2 separate regions of the Mus musculus genome follow, and region 2 is linked to region 1. Evidence: chromatin loops called from intact Hi-C (ENCODE). Cell type or tissue: heart. All regions are shown on one strand. Each heading gives the region's core, and the rest is flanking DNA. Links, peaks and the distances in the headings are about the cores only.

Evidence for each region. Hi-C counts contacts between places; a loop is a spot of excess contacts. Peaks named below come from ENCODE experiments on the same cell type or tissue, not always from the same donor. Only the 100,000 strongest peaks of a DNase experiment are listed, where the experiment ranks them.
Region 2: it touches region 1 in a loop (23-fold over the local background); 22 of 42 quality-filtered maps call a loop at or near these places.

The regions. Positions count from the first base shown.
Region 1 is chr3:67,508,415-67,519,536 of GRCm38, reverse strand. Rarres1 (retinoic acid receptor responder (tazarotene induced) 1) reads left to right here and starts at 4,014. Exons shown (of 6, transcript NM_001164763.1): 1 at 4,014-4,376. The coding sequence starts at 4,122. It overlaps Gm40067 (a long non-coding RNA gene), which reads right to left and starts at 4,288. Exons shown (of 3, transcript XR_001783859.2): 1 at 3,781-4,288; 2 at 83-331. In heart, for the core only: CTCF peaks have their summits at 3,888 (motif pointing right) and 6,528 (motif pointing left); DNase peaks (open chromatin) are centred at 4,046 and 6,526; H3K4me3 peaks cover 1,320 bases; H3K27ac peaks cover 665 bases; H3K27me3 peaks cover 1,141 bases.
Region 2 is chr3:68,040,077-68,051,689 of GRCm38, reverse strand. It overlaps Iqschfp (Iqcj and Schip1 fusion protein), which reads right to left. Exons shown (of 11, transcript NM_001113419.2): 2 at 10,432-10,496; 3 at 4,372-4,452. It overlaps Iqcj (IQ motif containing J), which reads right to left. Exons shown (of 4, transcript NM_177585.3): 2 at 10,432-10,496; 3 at 4,372-4,452. Among named protein-coding and RNA genes, the nearest start is that of Schip1, 19 kb to the left of the region's middle. In heart, for the core only: a CTCF peak has its summit at 5,685 (motif pointing right); no DNase peak of the experiment used is centred there; H3K27me3 peaks cover 498 bases.

The sequences.
Region 1 (11,122 bases), core at 3,123-11,122:
CCAAAGAATTACAGTTTCCCCTAGGGAATCCCATTCTAGGGGAAGGGAAGGCTGGCACCTGGTACAAACCAAAGAAGTTTACCTCTAGAAGATAGATGTCACCTAGTTGTGGCATTCATGACACCACCCTGCGGGACAGACTGCGCAGCTGGCCTGATGGGTGAGTCATGGCAGCAGCACTCGGGAGAGGACTGCCCTTAACTCTTGCATCAGGACCATGAAAGTTGACTTCTCTCTTCTTTTCACTATTATCTCTGTAAGTGGCCACGTCAGCTTGGTAGGACTGTCAGGGCTCAGACTTTGACTCAAAGAACCCTGGTAACATCTGAAGCTGTGGGAGAGACAAGAAGCGCCTGGAGTGAACCTGACCTCACTCCCTGTTTTTAGGATGATGAAACCTGAGTGAGCCACTTAACCTCTTTAGTTCCCAGTGCACTCCACTAAACTGTGAAGACGTATAAGATCATCCTGCAAGAAGAAACACCTAGCACCTCTTCTAAAGCATGGCTTTCCAAAATATCACACCCCGTTTTATTAAATCAGACGTCACAGCCAAAAGTCAGTCAAAGTAAGCTTTCAAATCTGTCACCAGCCACAAATAGTTATTTAAGTAAGTTTAACTTAGGATCTCAGATCTTCAGTTGCATTTGGCATATCTGACCCATAGCTGAAGTTACATATACCTAGTGTAGATATGACATGTTCATCAGAAAGTTGGGTTCTGAAGTACAAACATCAAATGCAATACGTTTCTTTGAAACCTTTCCTTGGTGGTAGAAGAAAAAATGATCACCCTGTCCTCTACAGCATCTCTTTGGGAAAGACCTTCCTTGTCTCTAGTTCAGCCATCAGAAAGAATTTGCTTCTGCAGGGAAGCCTCAGCTCTTAACCCCCAGGGTTTAGAAAACTCTAGCTAGTGGCTCCACAGCAGCTGGTCTCCCTTTGCCCTGCAGCCTTTGACTCCCTTCCAGAGTATGAGATAATGTAGATAGGTAGGTGCTGGAAGCCCCAAACTCAGGGTCTTTCTCCTAAGCAAGGACCGCTAGGGTCTTACTTTACCACGGTGATCCTCAGGTGGCTCAGACACACCATGAAATCCCCCATGAACCCAAAGCAACTCCATGGCAGAGGCCAGAGGTGCCATATCCACTAGAAAAGCATTGGCACTAAGCAAGTAGGGGTCCTGTTTTTCTGTAGACAGCCAAGAGCCTTCCTCAAGGGGTTCTGAGACAGATATTGTGGGCTAAGAACACAGTATAGGGAATGTGTACGTTTACAGGGTCTAACCTTAACAAGAGCCAAGACCTCCCAGAACATGAAATGAAGGCAAAGGAATCAGATGAGCTACTTTTTCTCCACTAGTGTCCCTGGTTCCATGACTCAGAAATAAACATCTTTCTCATCCTGTCTAGACTTTACTGGACTTCAGCAATATGTAGTCAAGGTGGAGTTACCCCTATCCATCTGCCAAACCCATGTACCTTCACCTTTGCCAGGGGGAAGAACTACAACAGGGATATAGATTTATATATGGCTTGGTTGCTAATAGTACTTATAAAAGACTAGGTGATAGAGGTTGGAGGAAATATCTTTATTGAATAGCCCATCAGTTTCTTTTAATCACAACCCCTTGTTTATTTATAAAAAGAAAGTCACTGCTGGATTTATTCTTTGTCAAGATTCTATCTTCTTTTCAATTTGTTGTCACAATTCTTTTTAACTTGCTAGCAACAGCAACAATGATAGCAATTTCAAATAGCCATTACTTTCACCTCGGCACATACATGTAGATATGAGCACACTCGAACCTCACAATCACCCAGTAGGGCAGGAGGTGCCACCCAAGCACAAGTGGGGGAGATTCAGCTCAACCTAAGTATCTGGGCTCCAAGCAGGGGCTCCAGGCTCTGGATAACCTGGGGGTGCTATCTCAGGTCAAAAGACCAACATTGTAAGCCCACTCACTTCCATGATCCAAAAGCAACCACTGTTTCTGGTTGGTTCTTCCAGAGGTATTCGGTACATTCATAACTATGTAGCAGGCACTGGGAAGTCTTGACAGGCGATATGGCTAGGGACACTTTTGAATTCAAAGTGAATTGTGAACGTCAAAAAAGAATCTGCATGTACATGTTAACAGCTTAGTACATGCACACTGTGAACCAGTTTACTTGTCCCGAGTTCAGCCCTAGACAAATGGAGGGTTGACTCCAGAAGACACCAACTACACTGCATATTCCAGGAAAGTTCCTGAGCCTAGATGTTTACAGAATGAGAGAAGCTTTCAGGGAAGATGATGGGGGGGGGGGGGGGGGCAGGCATCTCTAATCTCAAAGATGTGACTGTCCCTGTGAGCAGAGGGGCATGGCAGCTCCAGGATAATTGTCTGCCTTGTTCTCCTCCTCCTGGCTCGGTGAGATGGAAGGCAGCTTTTCCTAAGGATGTCTATCCACTGCCTTCTCTGGTTGCCTGCCTTTCTATACAAAGTGCAACATAATATTCAACCCATCTCTGCTCATTGGCATTTGTGGCAGGAGTGGGAACAGGTATCCTGGCCTCTTATGTACACTAGGAAGCACATGTTTTCTGACAGCTGATGTCCACTTTGCTTCCTAAGTGACCATATGGGTACTGACCATGGTTAGTCCAGGGGCAGGGTGAGAGAGGGAAAGAAAATGGAAACAAAGGATATGTGGGCCTTTTTGAAATACTCCACCTACCCCAATGATTCTGCTGTCCCCTCTTGATATGACTGCCAGCCCTGACCTGGGTTAAGTCACCATCTTAAGGCTTCTGGCTCCCTCCTCAATTTTCTGCAGAGCATGCTATTGCAAACAGCACAGGACACGTTCCCTTGGCTCATCGACTGTAGGTGTGCTCCAGATGTTTATCTGGTTGCTCATCCTCATCTCCCCATGACCCAGGTGTTTCGTAAATCTGCAGAAGGAAAGACAGTCCACAGATGGGCAACAGGGGGGAGTATCGTTTAGACAGTTTCTCTTTGTCCACAGGCCTATGGCTTGGTGATCATAGGATGGCTCCTTCCAGAATCCCGTCTTTGAGCACTGGAGTCTAAGGCAGATGGCAGGCAGTAGGCTGCAGGCTGGGATGGCAGGAAAGATACCCAGCCAACTGCTCCCTTTGTTCCACAGGTGTCTCCCAGCTTCACAAGCAGTAGTTAACAAATGGGTCTCAATCATTCTTTGGTCCTTCAGGATAGCGACTGCTGCTGATGAGGTGGGCTAGACCCCTGGGTATCTCCGGTTGTTCTGTCTCTCTTACATTTCATTTCATTTATTATTTAATTTGTTATGTTGTACGTAGGTAGGTGGGTGGGTGGTGGTCGTAGGACAACTTGCTTGAGTATGTTCTCTCTGTTCACTACATTGGTCCTGGCAAGACTCCAGTCATCGGGCTTGGTGGCTAGCACCTTTACTCACTGAGCCACCTCACAGGTCCCTAAAGGGCTTTCTCTTACCTGTGGTTTAGAAAATAGTAGCCACCTCTTGCCTTCAGTGACGCGTTGATTCCACACCTCACGCCACTGGAATCTGGCTTCAACCCAAGGCCCCTCTCCAGTATTAATTAATTTACTTGATTCTCAAAACCTCTGTCCGGTCGCCCACCGCCCCTCCTCCCTACCTGGCCTGCAGGTGCTCACTACCTGCTCCCGCCCTCTGCACACTTTCCCTGTTTCCAGCTGCCTCTTCTCAAATTCCCCATCAAGGCCAAGGCCACTGGTCCCTGTCACCACCCGTCTCCTCTTTCACCTCAACTAACCTTTGGAGTGGGTTCTAAGACCTGAGGGTTGTGAAATTGCAGCAGCCGCAGGCGACAAGCTAAGTTCCCAGAGTTGGAGTCGGAGTGTGCCCTCAAGGAGGCGCCCCACTGTCCCATGTCCCCTCTCACCGCGTCATGGGGACATGGGACATGACCCGCTCTCCCGGAGGCGCCTTCTGGTCCTTCTGCTTGGACAGGGAGGCGAGGAAGGGCGGCGACCCGGGGGCGGAGGGGAGTGGCCGCCGTGGCCTATTTCCGTGAGCACTGCGAACCGGGTCCAGGGAGCTCAGCGCCAGCTTTCCCCATCCACGCAGCCCCGTGGGCCCCTGCCGCCCGTGTCCATGCAGCCCCGTCAACCCCCGATGCCAGCGCTGTTGCTGAGCCTCTGGCTGCTGCCGAGCCTCGCACTGGCCGCTGCTGTCACTGAGCCCGCGGACCTGGAATACACCGAAGTCCCCCGGCAGCCCGCGGCCGTGGGGCTGCCACGCGGGATCCTGCAGCTGGCGGCGCGCGCTGCGCTGCACTTCTTCAACTTCCGCGCGGGCTCGCCCAGCGCGCTACGGGTGCTGGCCACCGTGCAGGAGGGCCGCGCGTGGGTGAGTGAGCCGCGACGCGGCGGGACACGCTCGGGGACCGCAGCGTTCCCAGCCTGAGCTTGTGTCGCGCGAGAGGCGCGGAGCCCTCCAACGCTGCCTCTGCCTTTCCGGTATTTCTGAGGCCAGAAATACTTAGCGTGTTTGAGAACCTAAGAAAAAAGGTCCCATGAATAACAGCCCCTGGTCGGGGTACCCAGTGTGGGTGTTGGCATGCGCACTGTGTACCCAGTCTACTCATGGCTTAGACTCTATGGCTCCTACCAAAGTAGGGGAGGTGTGTGTGTACAAAAGCTAAGCCAGCTCTCTACATCGCAGACACGTTTCTAGAGTTTCGTTGTTCATGGCAGGCCACCAGTGCAAGGCTTCGGGATAAAGTGGTAAAGGTTACTCAGGGGTCTGACCAGGGACCATTCAGTTCTGGTATCTTCTTAATCTAACTAGGGAGTGACAGGGCCGCCGTCTTCTGCATAACTGAAAGGGCGATCGAAACTTTTCAGCTCCTAGATCGCTTGCTGATTTCCGGACAGTGGCTGTAGATGTGTTGCTCTCTTCATTAAACAGATTTTTAAAGTTACACAACTGCGGAATCCCGAGGCAATGAGGCTCCCGGGGTGTTCCACAAAGCCACAGATCCGCAGCCTTGCATCTTCTGTAGAGTGGAGCATAAGATTTAAATTGGTGTGATGATAAAGACCATCCTCCGTGTAGCATCAGATGATGTGAATCACCTTCGTAACTCTCAGCCTTATTTCCTTATTTCTAGAAAAAGGCAAACTACTGTGAGTGTTAAATAAACAGCAACAGCAAAACAATCTTTACTGTCTCAGGGACAGTCTCTACTCCAGGCTCCATCCAGCCTTTACTAGTTCACCGGAGAAATGAAGTCACAACTTAAGATCTTGTCCTCTTCTTTGAGGAAAGAGGAGCCCTGATGACAACCTCCCTCGTTATTGGGGGGTGGGGGGGGGGAGAATTCTCTATTAAAACAAACAGACAAACAAACAAACAAACCCAGACGGACAAAGTTCACCAATTTTCAAATACCAGGGATTATTTTCTTTCAATCCAATATGATTTTTAAAAAAATCATAAAATAGAACTAGTGAGACAGTCGTTGGGTAAAGGTGCCTGCTGGCAAGCTTGTGAGTTTGATCCTCTGACCAGGAGGTGGATGAAGAGACCTGACTCCCCCAAGTTGTCCTTTGACTTCCACGTGCCTGCTACAGCATGCATGCACACACATAATAAATGTCATTTTTTTTTAAACTCCTAAAATACCTAGCATTTCTGGGCTTTTTCAGCTACCCCTTGGCATCCTTACAAAAGCAGCTAGCTCTCAACATCTGAAGGAGAGCTCACTCCTTTCGTGTCAGCAGGAGCTTGGGTGCTGTTCAGCATCTGTAGTGGTCACTTCAAGGTGACCCTAGCTCATCCCAAATGGTGGTGTATGCGCGTGAACACAGATAAACTTGGAACTCAAGGCTATGAGAAACAATGTTACATTTCCCCTTAACCTCGCTGATAATTTAACACTTATGTGACTGCAGGAGCCAAGGAAAAGAGGCCAGTGTGCCAGGAATCAAGTTCTTCCACAAATCCAGTGAAATTGTTTTCCTTCAAAGGTTACTAAAACTCCACCCTTAAAGACGATCAAGCAGGCCAGTGTTGAAGTGATAGACATCTGGCAAGGGCCTGCAAGGCTCTGTGAGAATGGAGAAACCAGGACTGGCTTCCTGGAATCTGAAGCAGGTGCTGCTGTTTCCTTTTTTTGTTTTGTTTTGTTTTGGTGTGTGTGTGTGTGTGTGTGTGTGTGTGTGTGTGTGTGTGTGTGTGTGTGTGTGTATTGTGTCTATACCCCAGGCACCTGTCCTACCACTGAGCTATATTCTTAGTTCTATGTAATGAAATAATGTGGGCTATAGACTATGTATTCACATGATAAAAGCAGAGAGTCGTGTTTCAGAAACATGTGCATAAACTCGGTCGTGATGAGGGACGCAGTTCTTGCTGTATATTTCGTCTTAAAACAAAACAAAACAAAACAAACAAAGCATGAAAGCCAGGCACCCAAATGACTCCAGCTCTAAGATTCCCTCGATTCTCTTTTTAGTGCTTCAGAGTCCTCATTCTAGAAACACTGTTGCCCTCTGGTGGTCAGATGCAGCCATCACTGCAGATTATGGTGTAAGAAAGAGCAAGGACCTGGTCTCAGTTCCTAATTGCAGAGGAGACTTTACAGCTGCCTGTGTTCTCTGCTATCCCTGCCTGCCTGATGTCACCTTGCTCCTGGCCATACACTACCTATTCATAATCAAAATTTTCAACTTTCCTGCTACCACACAGCACAGCCTCAGGACCACAGTGGGTGTGGGGAAGATTCCAGGCAGTAGTGGAAGTTCTTAGGTACTGGTTGTCCTGGATCAGGCCCAGGGTGCTTTTTCCATTACTAGAAATATTGCTTTCACTGAAATTTGGGGGATTTGAGCACAGTCTCCTGGGCATATACTTCCTAAGAAAGTCAACTCATTCTGGGATCAGCTGATTTGGGGGAATTGACAAACACCCATTTCTTATCCCAGACCAGACACAATGCAAACAGACAGGCAAGGTGTAGTGGGAGAAGGGCAATAAAAACCAGTGAGTATAAATGGGTCCTTTTATATTTATGGAGGGTCCTTTAACTAGAACTCCATGGGGTTTTCCTAGCAAGCAAGCATGTCCATAGCACATCATTTCAGTGTCAGTTATGGTTCCCTGCCAGCGGGGTGTGTGCTTGCAGAGGGTGGGATGCCCAACCCTCCAGCCTCCCTTTCCCCTTCCTCCACAATCCTGGCTCGCTCAAAACAGCAAGAGTTAAAGAGACAACTTCATCAATTCTTTCTGGAGCATTTAACTTGGATTTTGTGAGTGTGCTTGCTAGCTTGTTGTTGTTGTTGTTGTTGTTGTTGGTGGTGGTGGTGGTGGTGGTGGTGGTGGCAGTGGTTTGGTTTGCTTTTGTCATCTTTTGACCAAAAGGAAGTAAGAAGGAACCCCAACTGAGAACAATGTCTTCGTCAGATCCACCAATAGCTAAGTCTCTGGGGGTTGTTTTCTTGGTTAATGATTGATGTGGAAAGGTCCAGCCCCTGGGCAGGTGGTCTCAGGTTGTGTTTTTTTTTAAAAAAAAACAGTGGGTGCTGAGCAACCCATAGGGAGCCAGTAAAGCCCTGCGACCTTTGCTTGAGTTCCTGCCTCGGCTTCCCGCAGCGAGAGACTGCTCTGGGAAAGTGTAAACCAGAGAAATCCTTTCCTCCCCAAGTTGCTTTTGGTCATGGTCTCTAAGCAGTAGGAAGCAAATATGGCCAATGGCCTTGACACACTTGTATGCCTATTCTTCACCGCTCACCCAACATTAGATTTCTAACTAGGCAGTAAGTGAATGGCGAGTGGCTAGCCCGTAGGTATGTAGGCAAGCCATCAGGCCACCCTTGTCAGGCCAGGAGGTAGAGCAGTGGCTGTACTTCCAGGATTCAAAGTAGCATGGATCTGAAGCAGGAGCAAAATGTGTCCCCGGGGCCATACAGCGCCAAGTGCACATACTCCACTAAGAAAGAGCCTCACCACTTTTCCATCTGCGGAGCACTTTAGTCCAGTATCAGACACCTAATCACGGCTCCTCTTGAAGGCTTGCCTCCATTAATGTCAATAATTCAGGGTCAGTCTTAAGAATAGGAAAGCAGTGCATTATGTAGAACGCATTACATGGAAGCTAACACTGGGGACCTCAAGAGGCTGCGGTGCATACGCAGGAGGGAAGATAATACAAGAGGAAAGCGAAGGAGTGTTTTCTTTCACTGAAAGAAAGCTCTTTACCGCTTTTAGGACCTTCACAAGACAACAGCCAAATCAGAGGCACCCCTGTGTGGACCATGTTCACTTCAGACCTGCACCCTGCCTGGTGGGGGAGACACTGTAACACAGAGCAGAGAGGTAGCACACTCCTGCCCTGACATGACCATGCTTAGGCACAGTATAGTCTTTGCCCCATCATTCCAGCTCCCAGAGGGCAGAGTCTGGGTCTGCATTGAGTGTGGAACGTCAGCAGGGGTAAAAATTTTGCCTGGCTTTCTTTGCAATTTGCCCCCAATTTTGCCTAAGCTAACTGTACCCAGACGAGCTAGCTAGTGGGCACATCCTCAACCATTCCATAATAAGTTGGCTTTGTTTCTATGCCCCCCCTCCTGTCCACAACGCTTTAATTTGGTTTCCTACGTGTAAGACCAGGATGTTTGTATTTACGTGGTGTTGGTAGTGCTCCACATAAAACCTAGTGGGGGTGGAGTGATCGATCTACACGGGGCCCTAGAGTCTTCCTTTAAGGCTCAGAATGGTGCTACTGGAAACTGAACGCAAATACTCAATGCCTAAAAGAGTGATCTTTAATAATACACAGTTACAATGACTGCTTAGCAGTGAGTCATTCCGTGCTTAGATGTGCACACATGCAGGCAGGGCAGTGGCAGCTCACCCGGAGAATGTTTATTAAATAAGAGAGCCAAGCTGGTTAAGGCTAGTAGGCATAACAAGTGTCTAGTCTGGGTTATTTGTTATGGTTGTTCAGGGCATATCCGCCCCTAGAATCCAGTTACGAAAGAGAAGCGTGTGTGTACTTGCACAGAAGATGAATGCGAATCCACAGGCTCACCCAGCGCACGTGTCCACAGCGAAGATTACATTAGGGATCACAACTAATTTTCTCTGTTTCTTCTTACCACCATATGACAAGTTACCATAATGCTAGTGGGTTTGAAACATGAAATAGATTCACTTGTAGTTCTGGAGGTCAGAGGTTGAACATGGGTCACACTGGGCTGACAGCAAAGTGTCCCAGGGCCTCCATTGCCCTGGGAACCTAGGGGAAGCCCCATTGCCTTGCCTCTTCTTGGTGTCAACTGTGCTCTTGGTTCGTGGTTCTGTCTCTTATGCTCAAAGCCATCTGAGTCACATCTGTCTCCAAAATAAACTAGGGTAATCTTATCAATCCATATAATTAGTGAGTGACCCTGGGGAAATACCATTTCATAACAATGTCTATAGGGACATTTTTTTGCCCAAGCACACCAGTCCCGAGGCCCTTTAAAATACTTCCCGACATTACCAGGCATTATAGTTCTTGGGAACTGGCTGCCCTCGCTCCCTTTGCTTCGATCTTGAAACTGGCAGTATTTTATTGTAACCGCCTGTCTTCTGTCTAACTTCCTGGACCAGGTGCTGTTCTGACCTGACTTTTTTTTTAAATATTTTTATTGGGTATTTTCCTCATTTACATTTCCAATGCTATCCCAAAAGTCCCCCATACCCTCCCCCCTCTCCCCTACCCACCCACTCCCACTTTTTGGCCCTGGCATTCCCCTGTACTGGGGCATATAAAGTTTGCAAGTCCAATGGGCCTCTCTTTCCAGTGATAGCCGACTAGGCCATCTTTTGATACATATGCAGCTAGAGTCAAGAGCTCCGGGGTACTGGTTAGTTCATAATGTTGTTCCACCTATAGGGTTGCAGACCCCTTTAGCTCCTTGGTTCCTTTCTCTAGCTCCTCCATTGGGGGCCCTGTGATCCATCCAATAGCTGACTGTGAGCATCCACTTCTGTGTTTGCTAGGCCCCGGCATAGTCTCACAAGAGAGAGCTATATCACGGTCCTTTCAGCCAACGCTTGCTAGTGTGTGCAATGGTGTCAGCGTTTGGAAGCTGATTATGGGGTGGATCCCTGGATATGGCAGTCTCTAGATGCTGACCTGACTTTTGAACAGTCAGCTTTATTTTCTCTTTGTAGTCATGTCTTCTGATTATACCAGAAGCTTCTACTGGTCAGGACGTGTCACATGACTTCAGCTCCTTCGCTATGATGGCACAAGGCCTTGCTGCAGGCAAGGTTCAGATAACTGTTAAATGAAATCACAGTAGCAGGGAGGGTGCTGAGATCACTGGGAAACTTGGAGACGGCCAGGCCAAGGCCCTTCTTTTCCCTCCTCACTGGACAGAGACCTTGGAAGCTGTGCATATCCTATAGCTACCCTTCCCTTCCACTATGGGCCCAGAGATGAACCAAGCTGTGGACAGGTCCTGGCAATTTCCCTTCTGGTTTTCTTCCCCAGGTCAAGAACTCGAATCCAGATTCTGCCAAATGGAAGTCAACACACCTTTCATCTTGGCCCACTGAGTCTGGCTGCTAATGCACAGTGTCCACAGGAAAAGATGTCCTTGTGCTCCACTGGCTGTGGCCTGTTCTGACAGTAACCGACGTTTGTAATATAAACTCAGTTTGTTTTATCAACCCTTGCCTGGAAGGAGAAAATGCAATAATATAATTCCGAGGTATAATGTAATATGCAGTCTGTCCAGAACCTAAGAATGGTACAACAATTTTTAGTCACAAATGAGTTCTTTTTCTCCAACTGAGCCTGACTCATAAAAGCAACCTTATGAGGTGGGGAGGTTTGCCTTTCTTGGAACAGTGTGGCATTTATGCTTTCTCACCAAAGATGAAGCCGGAGGGGACATTTAGAAACAGAATGTTAGAGTGGTGTGTCCCAGTGGTTCGAGGGGAGACTAGAAGCCGCTGAGCCCTTGACAATGCAACCTGCTTCTTCTCATGTGCCTACCTCCCCCTAGATGGGCCTTAAGAGAAAAGGAGCGGGGCCAGGGCTTAGCTAGCAATGGCAGAGAGGAGAAAGGAGGCAGGATTTTGCTGGAGCATGGGAATTC
Region 2 (11,613 bases), core at 2,155-10,154, 530 kb before region 1:
GTACCTCAGAGTTCCCAGGGACTAAACCACCAAACAAAGAAAACACATGGAGGGACCCATGGCTCCAACTGCATATGTAGAAGAGGATGGACTTGTCAGCCATCAATGGGAGGAGAGGCCCTTGGTCCTGTGAAGGTTCAATGCCCCAGCATAGTGGAATGCCAAGACCAGGAAGCAGAAGTGGGTGGGTTGGTGAGCAGGGGGAGTGGGAATGGGATAGGGGGTTTTCAGAGGGGGAACCAGGAAGGGGGATAACATTTGAAATGTAAATAAAGAAAATATCTAATAATAATAATAATAATAATAAAGATCCTGTTAGGGTCAGAGTGCAGGGCTTGACAGAGGCTTCCAGGGTTCCTAATGCCACATGGTAGCTGAGAGCTGGGCTGGGATTTGGATCCAGATTGCTCAGTTCCGAAGTCTATTCTCTGGAGCACCCTTCCCACATATCTTCCGTAACTACACTTTGGGCTGTAGTCATGTTTTAGTTGATATGATAAGACACTGACCAAATGCATCTTAGGGAGAAAGGAATTTATTGCAGCCTAGAGACCCAGCATTGAAAGACGTCAGAACAGGAGCTCAAGGCAGGAACCTGGAAGCAAGAACTGAAGCAGAGAACGAGGAGGAGGTGGTTACTAACATGGCTCTCCTGGCTTCTTCTGTTTGCTTTTTATAACTCAAAACCACCTGCCAAGGTGTGGCACCACCCACAGTGAACTGGGTCTCTGACAACAATCACTAGTCAAGAAAATGCTCCCACAGGTCACCTTGATGGAGGCAAGTCCTCCTCTGTCTTTCCTCTTCTCAGTGACTAGCTGTGTCCGTTGATATAAACTATCTAGAACAATGAGGTAGATACTGTACTTTAACAATGTGATTCAGCCAAGCTTTTTATGAAATGTTTTCACAAATTCTGAAACCTCAACAAGTGTCTTTTTCTCTTGCAAGATATCCAATTCTGTCAAATATATCTTTAAACGAAAACTGATTGATGTTCAACATGCCCATATGTTGGTTCTATCAGAAAATATTGTCAAATCATCTTCCCAGGCGAGGTCACATCCATTCTTGCTTCCCAAGAGACAATGCCCTGGCATAATGGTAATGGTTTAAATTGGGAGAACTTCTTGATAGTCACTTATAACCTGGTAACTGGCCCAGACGTGAAGGATGATGCTCAGGGAGCTGAAAGGTGGCTCGTTTTTTTTTCCACAGGGCACCGACACTCATCTGTTGCCCACAGGTCATTCTAGCCTGCAGTCAGAACACACTCAGCTTTTGTTCCCAAGCTGGACTGGCATCCTTCATCTGGATGCTTACCTTCTCCTGGTGTGTGGGGAACCTGTCTTTCAATTTTCCCAAATGCCTTCCATAAATTCTCTGTGGTCCTGATTTTTTCCTTCTCTTGACACATTCCATTGATCATCCAAGTCTAAAACTCAGGATGACTTCTCACCAGGTGTGTTGTTGAATGAAGTCACATAATCCTGATGACCCCCCCCACACACACACACACAAACATGCACTCACACACTCACACATTTTATCACCTGTTTATGCCTCTGCTTTTTTCTTTAGGCTTTGCCCTACTGCATTGCAGTCTCTTTCTGAATTTCTTTCAAATATTTTCCTTCTCACAATGCCTTGAGTGTGAGAAGCCAACTGAAGGGATCTTGTGCTGCCCCACACGCCATGCTGGGGTTCGCACTCACTTGACCACACAGGACACGTTGCCTGTACCAAGAGAAGTTCTCTTCTTGCTTGTCTTTTACATTTGGAGTTCTGCCTCTCAAGGTCTCACTCTGACCCAGCTTTTTGGGGCTCATCATCAGCCATGTAACCCAGCACTGGAGCCTACAGTGCTTCTCCATCGGGGAGGAGAGAGAAGGCACCAGAAGGGTAGATTTTATGATAAAAATGAGCATTGCTTTTCTCTTTCATCAGCAGATGTTTAACAATGTCACCACCAACAGAGGACGGAGGCCCTAAGACAAAGCCTGTGGCATTGGTGGTGACCCTAAATGCTCAGACAAAGGCCATATTTATACCAGTTCTCTTTATGCCAGAAAATTGTCCCTTGGGAAGCAAGAATGGATGTGCCCTCTCCCAGGACCTCTACCAAGGTCCTGCAGAAAGATTGTCATAAAAGACACCTGTAAAAGAGCAAAAGGCAGAGCCAATGAGGAGGTGAAGTCTGTGTCATTGGTGAGGGCTTTTGGTAGATCCTGTGGCCCCCATCCTCCAAGATTCCAAGCCTTGCAGCCCCCATAAAAGAGACAGAGGTCTAGAAGCCTGAATGCTCATCATTGGTGGGGGACTTGGGCAGCTTCAGGGAGTTAGCACAGGGGAGGTAGGACGGTCTGCAGCAGAAAGGAGAACAGGAGGGAGGCAGAGAGAAGGAAGATGGGAGTAGACAGGGTGAAGGTGCAGGCTATATGATGTGAGCTCTCCCTGTCTTCCTCCCTTTTTCTCTCCCTCCCTCCCTCCCTCCTTCCCTCTTTCTGTCTCTCTCTGTCTCTCTCTGTCTCTCTTTGTCTCTCTCTGTCTCTCTCTCTCTGTCTCTTTCTGTCTCTCTCTGTCTCTCTCTGTCTCTCTTTGTCTCTCTCTGTCTCTCTCTGTCTCTCTGTCTCTCTCTGTCTCTCTTTGTCTCTCTCTGTCTCTCTCTCTCTCTCTCTCTCTCTCTGTGTGTGTGTGTGTGTGTGTGTGTGTGTGTGTGTGTGTAAGGGATATGAGCAACATGCCCAGGGAGTTAAGAATTTAATAACCAGATTAGACAGGACTCACTGAGCTGGAGTGAACTCTGATAGGACTCAAATTCCATTATTGGGCAAGATGAAGTTCTCTGCCCCATCCCCCTCCAGTAACTGGAAATGGGGTTCAGAGCTATTACGAGAGATAAAAAGCATTCATTTATACTTCACTGAGCTGAGACTCCTCCATCAAACCAGCAAACATGAAGTCATAAAGCCCCAGCTCTCTCCGCTGGCTGGACTCACAAACCCAGAGAGCTGATTTGTCTTCGATTCTTCTTCTTCTCAGTACCCATTCCTCTGTTTTGATTGGAGATGATTTTTTTTAAAGGATCAGGCATTTTCCTAACTTAATTCTTCCATGAAGCACTCTCCGTTTCCCCACACAGCAGAGTCCCTATGCAGTACCTTTTCATTTAACAGGACTCATCTGAATGAAATTCCTAATAACTCAGCAACCTGTGCCTGCACTTCAACATGTTCTGCAGTGAAAGTGACACTTGCTTGCAGAAAGCAATTCAACAGGCAGAGTCATTCCAGCCAGGATGTGAGGCACAGATCTTCCTAGCAGGGTACCTGGTCAGTTCAGAAACTGTCTGGGCTTATCATGAAGGGGAGGCCGGATGCTCACACTGTGATGTGTATGGTGGGCACAGACTTGGAGTGATGCGGATGGCTATTTTCTTCCCTCAGCAGGACATTATAACCCAGAGGTGGCGTATTGTTCAAAGCCGCTCACCCTCAGCCACCCTTCTTCAGAGTGACTTCTTTGAGCTTCTCCACAAATGATCTGTGTTTCTCAAGTTCAGACATATTGAAACTCTGCAGGTGTTCAAATATCTTAGAGTTTTAATGGGACTTGGGAGGAGAGGGAGGAAGAAGGAGAACTGTGTACACCAACATTGGCAATTCTTATTTGTGCCTCTGAGGGAGACGCGGAATAGGGAAGAATCCCAGAATGAGTGTGAATGGAACACTCTGGGTACTACACAGGGGGATCTGAAGCTCCTTTCTCTACCTAAAAATACCTTTTAAGGGTTGATAACTTGCTCTCCAGTAGGATTTGCTTCACTTTGGGGCTCACCAGCTTCGTTTTATTAATGTTGCGGTATAGTTATCACTAATTTATTATGATAGTCAGGTATAACAGAAAGTGGGGGGGGAGGGTCATGTGGGTCTTTCTTGGGTGGGGCTATGCAGAAGCACCACCCACTTCGTGGGGGCAGGAAAGATAAAGGGTCATTTCCCCCAGCACTGGAGGTGGGGATGGAAATAGGAAGAAAGAAGGGCTTTACAAATTGTGTGCATGCATGCAAGGCGATGTCTCCAACGGTGAGATGACAAAATGAAGGCTGATACAAAGACTCCTGCTAGCCTTGAAAGGAAAAACAGAAACAGTAAGCTGGAATTCCATAAAATCCATCCAACCATGGCCAGTAATGGGAGGTGTGGGCCAAAGCTACATTTGCTGCTGTTTCGACCCTGGCTGGACCCGTGGCACACAAATGTGAAATAAAGAAATGTGTGACTCTGTACTGCCACACTGCTCCAGGTTTGTTCACAAGCACCCAAGGCACATGCCTGGACAACTAACCTCCGGAACTTTGTGACAACTTACATTTTCACCTTTGATTCCAAGGGCTGTAGGCTGAGGGGATAGTTCTCAATGTTATTCTCCACATCCATGGCCAGCTGGTGACTAGAAAGAGAAAGAATGTATCTATGTAGTTCAGTCCGGAAAGCCATTGCTCACAGGGATAATTCTTTTAACTGAGACAGTTTTGAAAAGAGTGATGTTGATTGATTAACAAAAATCCTAATTAAATTTTTTTTTTTTTTTTTGTGGTAAGGAACCTGGCTCTGTAAACAAATCTTTGCCTTCTCCGCTGTTTTCTACCCATCTCTGCTACTCAAGTGCTAAAGCTTGAAAATTGACCCTTTTGGATAAATAAAGAGGTAATGTGGGCACTTCCCACAGGGTTAGACCCACAGAAAACAGTACTCACCTAGCGGTGACTGCATAGCTCCAGTGAACTTGTTTTAACCCCTTACTTTCTTTTCCTTCTTATTTCTACCCCTTATCCATCCTCAAAGATACCACTGCCAAGGCCCTTCCCCCTTTCATCCCGTAAGCTGTTTCTGAGCTCACAATCACCAGGACCACAGCTTCTTGCAGACATGGTCCCTCCCTGGGTGCTTACGGCTCAATATGGACGCTATCCTTGGCTAGGTTTTGAAGAGTGGATAAGAAAGTGAGAATGAAGCGCCTACTGCAGACAGCGCCACCCCTGGGCAGATGGTCATGGATATATAAGGATGGTACCTGACCGTGAGCCTGGAAATAAGCCAGGAAACAGCATTCCTCCAGTTCTAGGTTCTCTGCTTCAGTCCCCGCATCTAGGTTTTTGCCTTCCTGATTTCCCTCAGTGATGGTTGGTTAACTATGAGTTGCAAGGAACCCTTCCCCCACTCCCCACCCTCTAAGTTGGTTTTAGTCACTGCTGTATCACAGCAATGGAAAATCAAACTAGGACTTCAGTCGTAGAATGCATAGTGCGTACAAGGGATGTACATGGTTGGACCAAAAAACGTAGGTCATACTTTGATATCAATTCTTGTGTGTCTATGTTTTGTTAAAGGCAAGTGGTAACCTACCAAGCTGTAACAAGCTACCAGTGTATGGGGACCTCCAGTTCGAAAGCCAACACTTCAGGGAAGCAAAGGATTTAGAGCAGGGGGTTCAGAGGGATGTTTAAGACTGACGCAGGGATGAGATGGGAATGTGAGGTAGCTACACAAATTTATGTGAATCATGACTGAGAGAGCAGGAAAGAACAGACACACACGAAGAGGAAGAGGAGGAAACTATCCTAGAGCTACCCCACTACTTTCCTTCACGCCAGTGAGAAAACCTGACAAGGCAGATATTCTATATGACCACTAGGTGGTGCCATGAGCCCAAAGTAGCTCCGCTGTTGCTCAGCCTGATTGTTGATGAGTAAGAAACATTTTTTTTTCTTTCTTATTCTGTGGCATTGGTATTCAGAATTTGCTGTCAATTCTTTATTATTCAGTCATTTGTGGGCCAGAAATAACTCAAAGAATGTGGTTAAAATGGTGAGAACACCAACAATAGCTCATCTTCTTTCAGTCTAGAAGGTGTGTGTTACAAGTGTGTGTGTATGTGTATATATATGTGTGTGTGTGTATATGTGTGTGTGTGTGTATGTGTGTGTATATATATATAATTGTGTGTGTGTGTGTGATTGATTATTAAACAGGAAACACAATGGATCCAACCCAGAGTAGGTGAGCATACAAAACTCACTTCATGACCATGCAATCTTATAGCACAGTAGTCTTATAACAACGGTGTTTTAAAGTTAAAGTCTATTAAGCATACCATTAATTACAAATTAACAAATTGTCAAAGAATGCCTGCAATGCAGGCAATTATCACTTGCAATAATCAAAGGCAACAACAGCAATATTTTAATAAAGAAAATACATGACCTAATTTGGTCATATAACTTATACATTACCAACAAACTATAAATGACAAACATCTATTGGCTTAAACTGTCTAGTGACAGGGCAACTCGTCAATAATTTCCTGTGGCTCATCAAGTCACTATATATTATCAGCACAGTGGTGGAACATAGAATGCCAAGTCTCCTGTCAGAGATAGCGAGAGACTAGCTCAATAATTACAACTAAGAAAGGCACCTAGACTAAGGTATTACTTAAGTTAATGTGTAATTACCATAAATAATAGACTCCCAAGAAGTCTTCTAATTAATAGCATTACTAACTACTTGTCTCTGGTCTTGGACACTTGCCAAGCTCTATTGTGATTCTGTGTGTGTGTGTGTGTGTGTGTGTGTGCACGTGTGTGTGTGTGCGCGCGTGTGTATGCGCACACACACACACATGTATGTAAATGCCCTTAACTGGCTTTATAGTGTGGAGTTGTAGCTTCCCTGCCCTTCACACCAACTGTCTACCACAAAATGCCGGTTGAGTGTTTGGGATAAATGTAATGTTCCAAAGGGGAATAACCAATCAACTGCTATGACACGACGATCACTTAACTTACAGTCATTGTGAATTGCGGAGGTGATTTACATCGCCACCCAAGTCAGCTACAGCTGTAACGAAATGCCTCATCTGCTCACTCAAAGCACCCCAGGTTTTTCAATCAAACTCTGACAGTTCTCAAGGGCAGAGTCCTGCCTGGAAGCAAACCAGGAAAAATTTCCAGCAATCTATGCAAATGTACGAAGAAATCCATTTAAATGTTGAGTCTGGCGCCCGTAGCATTTGCTTCTCTCTGTCCCTGACAACTAGGAAAGAGATGGTTTCATTTGAAACTCTTCCCTGCATGGGAGGACTTGTGCCTGTCTATGTGCTTTGAAGAGAGCCAATTCCCATCCCTAGAGTATTCCACCCTCACAGGAGAACACACCAAACTGCAAGACAGGCAGGTCATTCACAGCTGTTTTTAGCTGTTCTGAGTCTCTGGATGGCACAAGGGAACGATTACACTGGTGTTGGGACTGGGGGAACAAGCCCACACATACTTCACTGCTGCTCACGTCTCCCTGAGAGCCCAGAGCTGGGGAATTAACATGGTGGTGGTAGTAAGAGATTTGATATGGAGCTGTGGTCAATTAGAAAGGGAGAAAAAAACTTTTGGAGTTCATTTCCTACATTTAAATCAATAATGAAAAATGGATGTAGCCAGGTTGACTAAGTGTATGGGCTGAACATCAGAGAGGCACTGCCTCCTCAGAGAATGGGGCTGCTTGGGAGTTTGCTGAGAAACTGCAGACTGGGATGCGCCTACGCACATCCTCACCCCAGATCCCCCTCAGAACCACTTGAAGGGAGCTCTTAGATGCTGCTTCCAGGGTTCCAGATTCTATTTGTCTGCAGTGGGGCTTGAGCCAGGACATTTTCCATAAGCTCTCTCTCTCTCTCTCTCTCTCTCTCTCTCTCTCTCTCTCTCTAGGCAAAAGAAGTATGATGTAGCCCTAATGTCATTACTAGAAGAAAATTCTTTCTAGGATGAGCTAAAATCTTTACTGTTTACATATAGCCAGTGAAAGTGCTGGTAAGAAAAGATTTTTTTTTTAAATATAAGGTTTTTTTTTTCAACTAATCAAGGAAACTTGGACATTTTAGGGTTGGCATGTGGCTCAGCTGTTAAAAATGCTGCCTGCTTGACCTGCTACCACGGAGCCTAGAAATCAGATCCCAGCACTCATGGGACAAACCTAGAGTCTGAGCATGTGTGTAACCTCAGATGCAATGTTCTGGAGAAAGCAAGAGCTCTGGGGCCCTTACACTTCCATCCCAGCTAAGAAAACATGGGTCTCAGGTCTCAGGAGAGATGCTATCGCAAAGGAATAGATAGATAGATAGGAACCTCTTGTTCCCATTCAACGGTAACGAAGACAGTACCTATTTCCCCTTTCTCTGCCCCCAAACCGTCCCTCCCAAGCACTTGGAAATTTCCATTCTACTTCTCCACTTTCATATGATCAACTATTTTAAATTACACAGATGATGATCTAAAGAGTTCCTTCAGTATCCGGATTGCTTATTCATGCAATTTCTCCAAACTTATCCATATTATAACTAATGACGGGATTTTATGCTTCTGTAGATGCATAATATTCCATTCTGTCTGTGTGCCACATTTTCTTTATCTATCCACTGCCCCTGGGGCTGTCTCTATGTCATGGTGATTCTGAGTCATGCTGCAGCCTACAGGAGAGTACAACATCTCTTGACAGACTGTTTTCAGTTCCCTTGGATATATCTTGTAATGGGAATTCTAGGTCATAAGGAAATTCTACTTTTTAAAAACTCCATGGTATTTTCATAGTGAATAAGTTTCTGCATTCTTATTTACTTATATTATGAGACCAGGCATAACAATAATGCCCTAACTCAAATGTGTGTGTAACTCAGAATCTTCATCTAATCAACAGTGAGACACTGTCCTTCAGTAGATGACATGGCAAGGCCGTACACCACAGACATGGAAAAACCTGAGATGCCCTGTCCAAACACCCACCCACATGGGAAGGGAAGGGGGCTGACAGTGAAGGTGTCATATGTCCTGGGTTATCTCTTTTTACATCATCAGGGACGTGGGTGGTTAAATGATGGATCCTGATTCACAAAGCAAGGGAAAGAGAGAAAGAGAACTCGCACCTCAGGTGTTCCATTTATAGGGATGTTTTCCACATCCTGGGTGTTTTCACCTCTTCTCTCCTAAGGCACTCCTTGTACCTGTCACCTCATTTCTTAACAAAAATGTCTGCGCCGGGCGTGGTGGCGCACGCCTTTAATCCCAGCACTCGGGAGGCAGAGGCAGGCGTATTTCTGAGTTCGAGGCCAGCCTGGTCTACAAAGTGAGCTCCAGGACAGCCAGGGCTATACAGAGAAACCCTGTCTCGAAAAACCAAAAAAAAAAAAAAAAAAAAAAAAAAAAAAAAAATGTCTGCTCTGGCGTGGTGCAGGCTGGCATTTCAAAATGGTTGTCATCTGTTTCAATAACATGGCTGCTTCTGTAAACCCTGTTCACTAATCCATGTTCTGCTTTCTGGAACAGAGGAGGAACTTATAGCTGCTCCTTAGCGACCATCCATTGTGTTCCTTCTGAGACTCGTTTTTATCCTCCCAAGCTACTCGGGCTTACTTCTTTGTAGTAGTGTATGTGCTTTGAGAGCTCTCATGGTTGTCATTACCTACTTTTGTATTCTCAGGAATACTAACATTCTTTCCTAGTGCCCAGAACCATGCAAGACTCCCCATGCCTGTTGCCAGTTCATGAGGACTCAGCTGGTGGTTGTTGACATGAGGGCTCGGGAGGCCTCCAGACCCAGCTTTCACTGTCAACTTCACACACCAGCTGAGGATAAGTAACTTGGAGAAATTACTGAAACCTCCTTTATCTGCAAAAAGGTCAGAACCCTGCCTAAATCAAAGGTCACATCAGAGTTGAACGAAAAATTATGTGCTAACCCTTAGCAATATAGACTCCACTGTAAGTCCCAGCATAGGATGGCTACATTCTCTTCCTTTGTCTTGACAGCACATGGTTTGTTTTTTTTTAAATCAGCTAAACATATCAAAGCTTTAGAATCCTTATAAAATTACAAACTAAAGTTTAATAAACCCTTGAAGACTTTGACCTTGAGTTGAAGTCAAGATAGAATTCTCATGTACTCTAAATAGTATTCATTGTTTTTAAAATGTAAGTGTAAGATCATTTATCTTTCTCTTTGGCTTTTTGTAGAGCACATTTTTAACTTTATTTCTGTTTTGAAGTGCTATTTCAAATGCATACTCTAATAGTCTAGTTTGTCCTTGCCTTGTTTCAAAAAGTATGCTTGCCTTCTGTGATTAAAACCAGAGACAAAACAGGGTTAAGTTTCAAGTTCTAGGACCTACACAGGAGATGTATACACATTTCATTCATCGGTTCAATCAGTAGAACTAGCCCAACCTATCTACCTATATCTCAATGAGAACACATTTCTTAGCCCAAAGATACTGTGAGCAACTGTCAAACTTACTTATTCACTTTTGCCTTCTCAGAATTTGTTTTTCATGTCATCTTTCTAAGGTAGCAAATAATATAACTTCCTTTGAACTTTCACTTACTTCTCAAGCAAATATTTTCCATCGTCAACTTGTTCTAAAGGATTCTGTAGTCTCTTTAGTTCTTCCTGTAAAAAAAGAAATAAAATCAGAAATTAATATCTTGTATTTTGGGCAATATTATTTGAGGTCAGTTGTTAGCAATATTGAGATAGTAATACTTAAATTCTGCGGAGGTAGCAATGGTTAGGTCTTTAAACATGCAATACGGTTTAATTCATGCTTTAATTAGAATATGATATCATCACATAAACAAATTGATCTTTTTCATCACTAAGAAGAATGTTTTCAACAGGTTTTCCAGGGTGAGTGTATTTTTATGGGTCCACATACATACATGAGTTCACAGCAAGCAAAGTATGCAGAAGTCAGGTTTGCTGACTGTGACTCAAATGAATGTATGCTGGGTTTGGCCATGCAACAAACATTCTTTCTTGTATTATGGTAACCACTTCTATGTAGTCCACACTTGCAGGTGTGCGCATGTGCAAGCACACACACACACACACACACACACACACACACACACCCCTCTGAATTTTGAATATTTGTAGACACTATGGTCTCATTTCTGTAGTTAAAAAGATACTCTAGAAGTTGATGTGGGTACTTGATAAGACTGCCAACAGGTTCTCAGTCTTAATAATCACAGAAGAGGAAATGTAAGGAAGGAGTATAGTACTCTCATCCTGGGAAGATCATTTCTTAGGACTATACTAAAGTGACAGTCCCAAAGGAAGGCACAACCAGAACTAAGGGGATCCCTCACTGAGGGGTATTGATCTGAGATTTCTAAGAACTCCAATATCCCAGGTGCCCAAGTCCTAATGTTGATATATCTTTGAATATACCCTACACATCTCTTGGCACACACTTGAATGTATACCTGCATTGCATTGTGCATTCGAGAACTTGACCTTACCCCAACCTCTGTCCAGTCTCTCTAATCTTAACATTGGGACATTTGTAACTTCAGTACATCATCGGCTAACACCTCTTCCTTCAATTTGTTTGGACACTCCCTAAATTATCCTGGTTTAGCTGAACCATGCCTTTCTCTTCTGGGAATAGCTAAATTTTTATGAGAGCAAAATCAACAGACTGTTTCGAGAAGAGTTTCAGCATTTAGAGGATTTTACTAATGACAAATTTGGCTGAGACCCACATTATGCCTTCTTCCTGAAG